Linked DNA regions of Homo sapiens: region 2 is linked to region 1. Evidence: chromatin loops called from intact Hi-C (ENCODE). Cell type or tissue: Panc1. All regions are shown on one strand. Each heading gives the region's core, and the rest is flanking DNA. Links, peaks and the distances in the headings are about the cores only.

Evidence for each region. Hi-C counts contacts between places; a loop is a spot of excess contacts. Peaks named below come from ENCODE experiments on the same cell type or tissue, not always from the same donor. Only the 100,000 strongest peaks of a DNase experiment are listed, where the experiment ranks them.
Region 2: a loop joins it to region 1, with 4 times the contacts of the local background. A loop is called at or near these places in 9 of 110 quality-filtered maps.

Annotation. Positions count from the first base shown.
Region 1 is chr4:44,423,952-44,426,887 of GRCh38, forward strand. The region is part of intron 1 of KCTD8 (potassium channel tetramerization domain containing 8); the gene reads right to left. Among named protein-coding and RNA genes, the nearest start is that of KCTD8, 23 kb to the right of the region's middle. In Panc1, for the core only: CTCF peaks have their summits at 1,872 and 2,075; a DNase peak (open chromatin) is centred at 1,864.
Region 2 is chr4:43,774,936-43,777,871 of GRCh38, forward strand. No RefSeq gene overlaps it. Among named protein-coding and RNA genes, the nearest start is that of LINC02475, 240 kb to the right of the region's middle. In Panc1, for the core only: no CTCF peak of the experiment used is centred there; a DNase peak (open chromatin) is centred at 1,623.

The DNA.
Region 1 (2,936 bases), core at 319-2,818:
ATGGCAAAACAATATTTAAATGACATAATTTCATCCTGAATTTGTATCTACTAAACCAGTATTGGGTAGGTAGTTTCTATAAGTTTTGTCTAACACTATCCATCTTTAGTCCAGCACAATGGGTTCTAGTTTGATTTTATACAATGAATGCCATAAACAATGGATGTCATTATCATGAATATCATTGTGTAAAATCAACGGGGTGACAATGTTTACCAGTATGGGTTAGTCAGTCTTTTCTAAATACCTATCTATGGACTTAAGAAGACAATCCTGGGTCTCTCACCACCATCCCCCAACACTTCCTCTGGTCATTCAGCAGTCTGGCCATTTAGCTGTATTTGTCTCTATACGTAGTATCAGGCATGTCCTAACCAAATGTTCTCACTCCCAACCCAGCATAGGTCCCTGCTTTTTCATACAGTTAGATAGACCATCATATATACACAATGTAAACAGCCATTTTCTTTTCTCTGTCAACCAATTTCACCTCTATACTTAATGACAGAAATTAGTACAGAAGAATGAAGTTTTACAGACTATTAAAGACACCTACATACTGTTTGGGAAGTATCTACTGAAAGCATTACACAATTTCTTGTTTTGTATAATGTATGAGGTTTTTCTCTCTATAAGTCAGGTGTGTCCACAAAAAGTAAGTTTGGCAATTGTTTCAGACTTTAGCCCAGAAAAACTAAACAGAGAGTCACATGAATGTTTCCCTAAAAAATCAACTCCAAAACATGAAAATGATATAAACCCTAAAAATATGAACTCTAAACACATTGGACACGATATATAGTTCTGCTAATTTAATCAATAGAAAATATCTACCAGGAACATTTGCTATAATAACATTAATAAACACTTTGCTGTTACCCAGTTCTCATTGATATGGACTGAATTGAGTTCCCTAACCCTCCCAAATTCATCTTGAAGTTCTAATCCTCGGTGACTCCAAATGGGACTGCATTTGGAAATAGGGTCTTTAAGGAGGTAAATAAGGTTAAATGAGTTCATTAGGATGGGCCCTAATCCAATATGACTGGTATCTGTATAAGAAGAGATTGGGACACAGATACACTGAGGAAAAACCTGAAGATGACCATCTGCAAGCCACAAAGAGAGGCCTTAGAAGAAACCAACACTGTCTACACTTTGATTTTGGAATTCTAGCCTCCAAAATTGTGACAAATTTTTGTTGTTTAAGTCATCCAGTCTGTGGTACTTTGTTAAGGGAATCCTAGCAAACTAATACACTCCTGTAGACTAAACATTCTGATTTGGGAAAGGAAGAACCCATTTACCATAGATTAATTCCACAGTTAAATGTGATTTACTAATGTTGTCCTACCTGCATCTGAAAGAAAACAAATAACAGAGAAAATGGTGCAGTCAGCCAGTCTTCCACTTCTCTTGAAACTAAATATCATATAACAGTGCTTACATTAAAATTAAATCTAACAAATCAGTTACTTTTTCATTTAATAAAAATAAGGAGATATTTCATTTTGGCTTGGAAACAAAATATTTTTTACCAATAAAAGTGCGAGTTCCAAGAGGCAGATGTTTAGTGTGTCTTTTTGCCACTTAATCCTCAGCACCTAGAACCATTCCAGACATTGTCAATGCTTAGGCAGTAGTTGATGAATGTTTAAAGAATCAATGAATAAAAAATACCAGTAGTTTCTGGTTATTACTGACAAGATGGCAGACTAGCACAAGATGGGTGAATACTGGGGAGGCAGTATTTACCCTTAGGACAAAAGATAGAGGGAGCTATAGATTTGAGGAATTAAATCTATCAACGCAATCTATCCATCATTATAAGAAGTCTGGGAAACATCCTTGTGGGATGATGACACCCTGTGGCCAAGAGTGGCCAGGCACAGCATCAGAGGATAATTTGGGGAGGGACCCAGCTAGTGCATCTCCTGGACATTGTCTTGCAAGAGTCATTGTCTGTACCATACCATTTGCCAGACAGAAACCAGCAGTCACAACATATCTATATCAAAGATATGTAACCAAAGGCAATAAAAATTAGCGATAAATAACAAGAGGAATTTGAAAAAAAAGTGTCTAGAAACCAAGTAAAAGACTACTAGATAATGTATACTAAAAAGGAAAGAAAAATTATAAGAGAATTTAAGCTGAATAATACATGTCAAAATGTATGATACATTTGTAAGGTACCATGTAAAAGGAAAGTTATTTTAAGTAGGTCCATCAAGAAAGAAAAAGGGTTAGAAAAAAATCGAGCCAATCATTAAGCTCTAAAAAGGCCACAGAGGAAACCCAGTGAAACAGAGGAAGAAAATAATCAAGAAGCTAGTAAAAACCAATAGAAATCAAACCCACCAAAAAAAATTAGGAAAAATTAAAAAACTAGAAGCTTTAAGGAAGTTGATAGATGAATAGACTCTGACAAACTAATCCAAAATGAGTGAACAAAATTCAGAGTAAGAATGACATTATAAGAACAAGAGAGGAAGAGAATAGAGGAGGATGGGAGAGAAAAAGAGAAAGAGAGAGATAATAGAAATAACCAAAAAACAGAAGTTGACAGAGAAATAACTGTTGACACATAAAGAGATTAAAATGATAAAACAATATTATGAGTACCCATTTGGTACTGAAATTGAAAACCTAGACAAAAGATGTTATTTCTGGAAAAATATAAAAATTTCAAATTGGTATAAAAGGAAATTAAAAACGAATATATTTATAAGTATTAAAGAACTTGAAAAGGCAAGTCTCTTCCTCCCCCAAATTCCCTAGCCGTATTGATTTTTAGTTGCATTCCACTTAACCATCATGAAACAAATAATTCATACCTTTTAAGTAAAAACAGAGAAAGAAACAAATCTAGTTTCCATCTAGCATTATATTCATTCCAAAATTAGGTAAAGATAGTAAAAAAATTATAAGCCTAT
Region 2 (2,936 bases), core at 327-2,826, 650 kb before region 1:
AAACAAATACATAAGTACTTCTCTCCACCCTCAATTTTTTTAATCTTCATTGACATGGGTCATAAAATTATAAAATATTTTAAACCAAATTGTTTCTGTTTTCGTTTTTGTTTTGAGATAGACTCTCACTCTATTACCCAGGTTGGAGTGCAGTGGTGTGATCTCCGCTCACTGCAAGCTCTGCTTCCAGGGTCCTGGTCCAAGCGATTCTCCCACCTTAGCCTTGTGAATAGCTAAAATTACAGGCGTGCACCACCACACCTGGCTAATTTTTTTGTGTGTTTTTAGTAGAGAGGAGGTTTCACTATTGTTGGCCAGGCTGGTCTTGAACTCCTGACCTCAACTGATGCACTCGCCTTGGCCTCCCAAAGTGCTGGGATTACAAGCATGAGCCACTGTCCCCTGAGCCACTGCCCCGTCCACCAAATTGTTTATATAAAAAGAGCTCCACAAAAATTGTTGCCTATGCAGTGAGCCATGATCGTGGCATTGAACTCCAGCCTGAGTGACAGAGTGAGACTCTGTCTAAAAAAAAAAAAAAAAAAAAAAAAAAAATTGCCTAGTGTCTGCACACCCTATAGAAGATCTTTGTCATATAATCAAAATTATTTCTAATACAGATAGAGGTATGGTACAAATTAGACTTTCTGGTAATTAAAACCCTCTTGTTAATTGCTTTTACTTGTTATAAATCACTGGATCATTGGAAATTTGAACTCTATGATTCTATACTACTTTTTAAAAATCAACAGTAATAAAAACCCAATTATTTTTATATTATTGGTTAATTGGAAAGACACAACTTTTTCGTTATTAATTGGACATTGTGTCAATTTTTATTGGACTACTACAGATTCACTAGTTAGTTTCAATAATATTTTATCTTGATTTTTAAAATAGCATATGATCCTTGAAAAATTATTAAAAAAGAAAAAATAGAAAAAAAAAGAAGTTAATCCTCCCTGCCAATTGTTACTACCAATGGCATATTGCATTTTATTTGAGATTTTATTTTATGCATTATTTGGATGCTTTTTCAATTTTTTAAAATAGGAATGAATAGCAGATAAAATGTACCTAATAATATATAATTGTACTCTATTTAATAGCATGGTAATGATATTTTGCTAATATATATCATAAACAGTCAACAAACGTTCAAACTCTCAAGGAAGTTGTTATCGGATCTCCAAAGACAGACAAAGATTATGCTTAAGTATTTCTAAATTCAATGTAAATATGATATTTTAACAAGGAAGTACAATATTTATGTTATTTAACCAATGCATGGATGTGACAATAGGCAGTAGTTACATGTTTTTCCAAACAAATTAAAACCAGCTATTCAAATCTACCTCTGAATTTTATATTCAACTTCTTAATGCAAAGATGTGAAAACCACAAAAATTAAAATAGTTTTAAAAAATAGCATATGCAGAAATTATTTTCTTTAATTATTAACCTCCTTAAATAGTGGGCAATTTATCATATTTATAGGTCAATAAGCAAATCCATTGCAAATTTTAAAACCATTTCAAAATAGTTCATATTTTTAAGGTGCTTTTTTTCACTATACATCACCTATTTCTACAAATATGTACATGAAATAATTCTATGTAAATCTCTTTTTTCTACCAATAGGTGGCACTAAAAATGTGTATATTTCAGTAATAAAGTATGTTCACCGCTATGTTGGTTTAAAATGCCTTTTCCTATAAGGCAATTTTAGCTGTAATTTGAGTTAAGAACATTTATTAACAATAAGATAACTCTGGTATGAACAAGAAGTTTTTCATTAGACAAATACAATGTAAAATGATTGTAATGAGGGACCATTACATGAATATTTTACTTTGCTGGTATTAAAAATTTTGTCTTGTGATCAACTAAAATGGTATATTATTTAGTAAATTAGATATTATATTTTCCTTTATTATTACATTATTGTTATTGGGTAAGTTTGCCATTTTCACCTTAGTCAATGTTGTTAATGTTTATCTGAGTAGACAGTGCATATAAAAGAATTCTACAGAATTTAGAAGCATCTTGTATTTGCTTTGACTGTTTATAAATCTATTCTTTGTTTTGTAATATTTAGTAAAACTAGTAGAAAATATCTAAGTATTTATATTTGTATTAATTTTTTTAGTAGCACTCTTCATTTTACCCATGTGTATATACTTAAAATTATTTACCTCCTAGTATTAAAAAAATCCTATAGGTCCAGGAGCAGTGGCTTATGCCTGTAATCCCAGCACTTTGCGAGGCCGAGGCCGGTGGATCACTTGAGGTCAGGAGTTGAGTACCAGCCTGGCCAACGTGAGGAAAGCCCTTCTCCACTAAAAATACAAAAATTAGCTGTGCATGATGGTGGGTGCCTGTAATCCGAACTACTTGGGAGGCTGAGGCAGGAGAATTGCTGGAATGTGGGATGTGGAGGTTGCAGTGAGCTGAGATCACACCACTGCACTCCGGCCTGGGTGACAGAGTGAGACTCCATATTTAAAAAAAAAATCATACATCTCAGTCTTTTAGAATACTTTTTAATGTAGTTTGTGCAAGAAGTTTATTTCAAGAACTCCTAGAGGGGAAAAAAACTTAAGCTATTCAGTGTGCATTGTTAACAGCAGTTTTATTAAAATGATTTATTGCCATAAGACAAATCCTAATGATATTCTTATATTATAACTGTATTTTATTCTGGGCTTGGTTGGTGTGATTTATTCACATTTTCTCAGAAAGTCTCAACCACTGTGTAGCTGTAGCTATTAAATAGCAAATGTGTTTTATATTATTATAATAAACATGCATTTTTCATACTTGAACTTTCCAATAACAGATATTCTTGAGTAGTTTCAGTGCTTGTATTGGATCCCATTGAAGTCTTATTATCTTGTACAATTTGTCTCAACTGTACTTCTGATTCCTATTTTCTG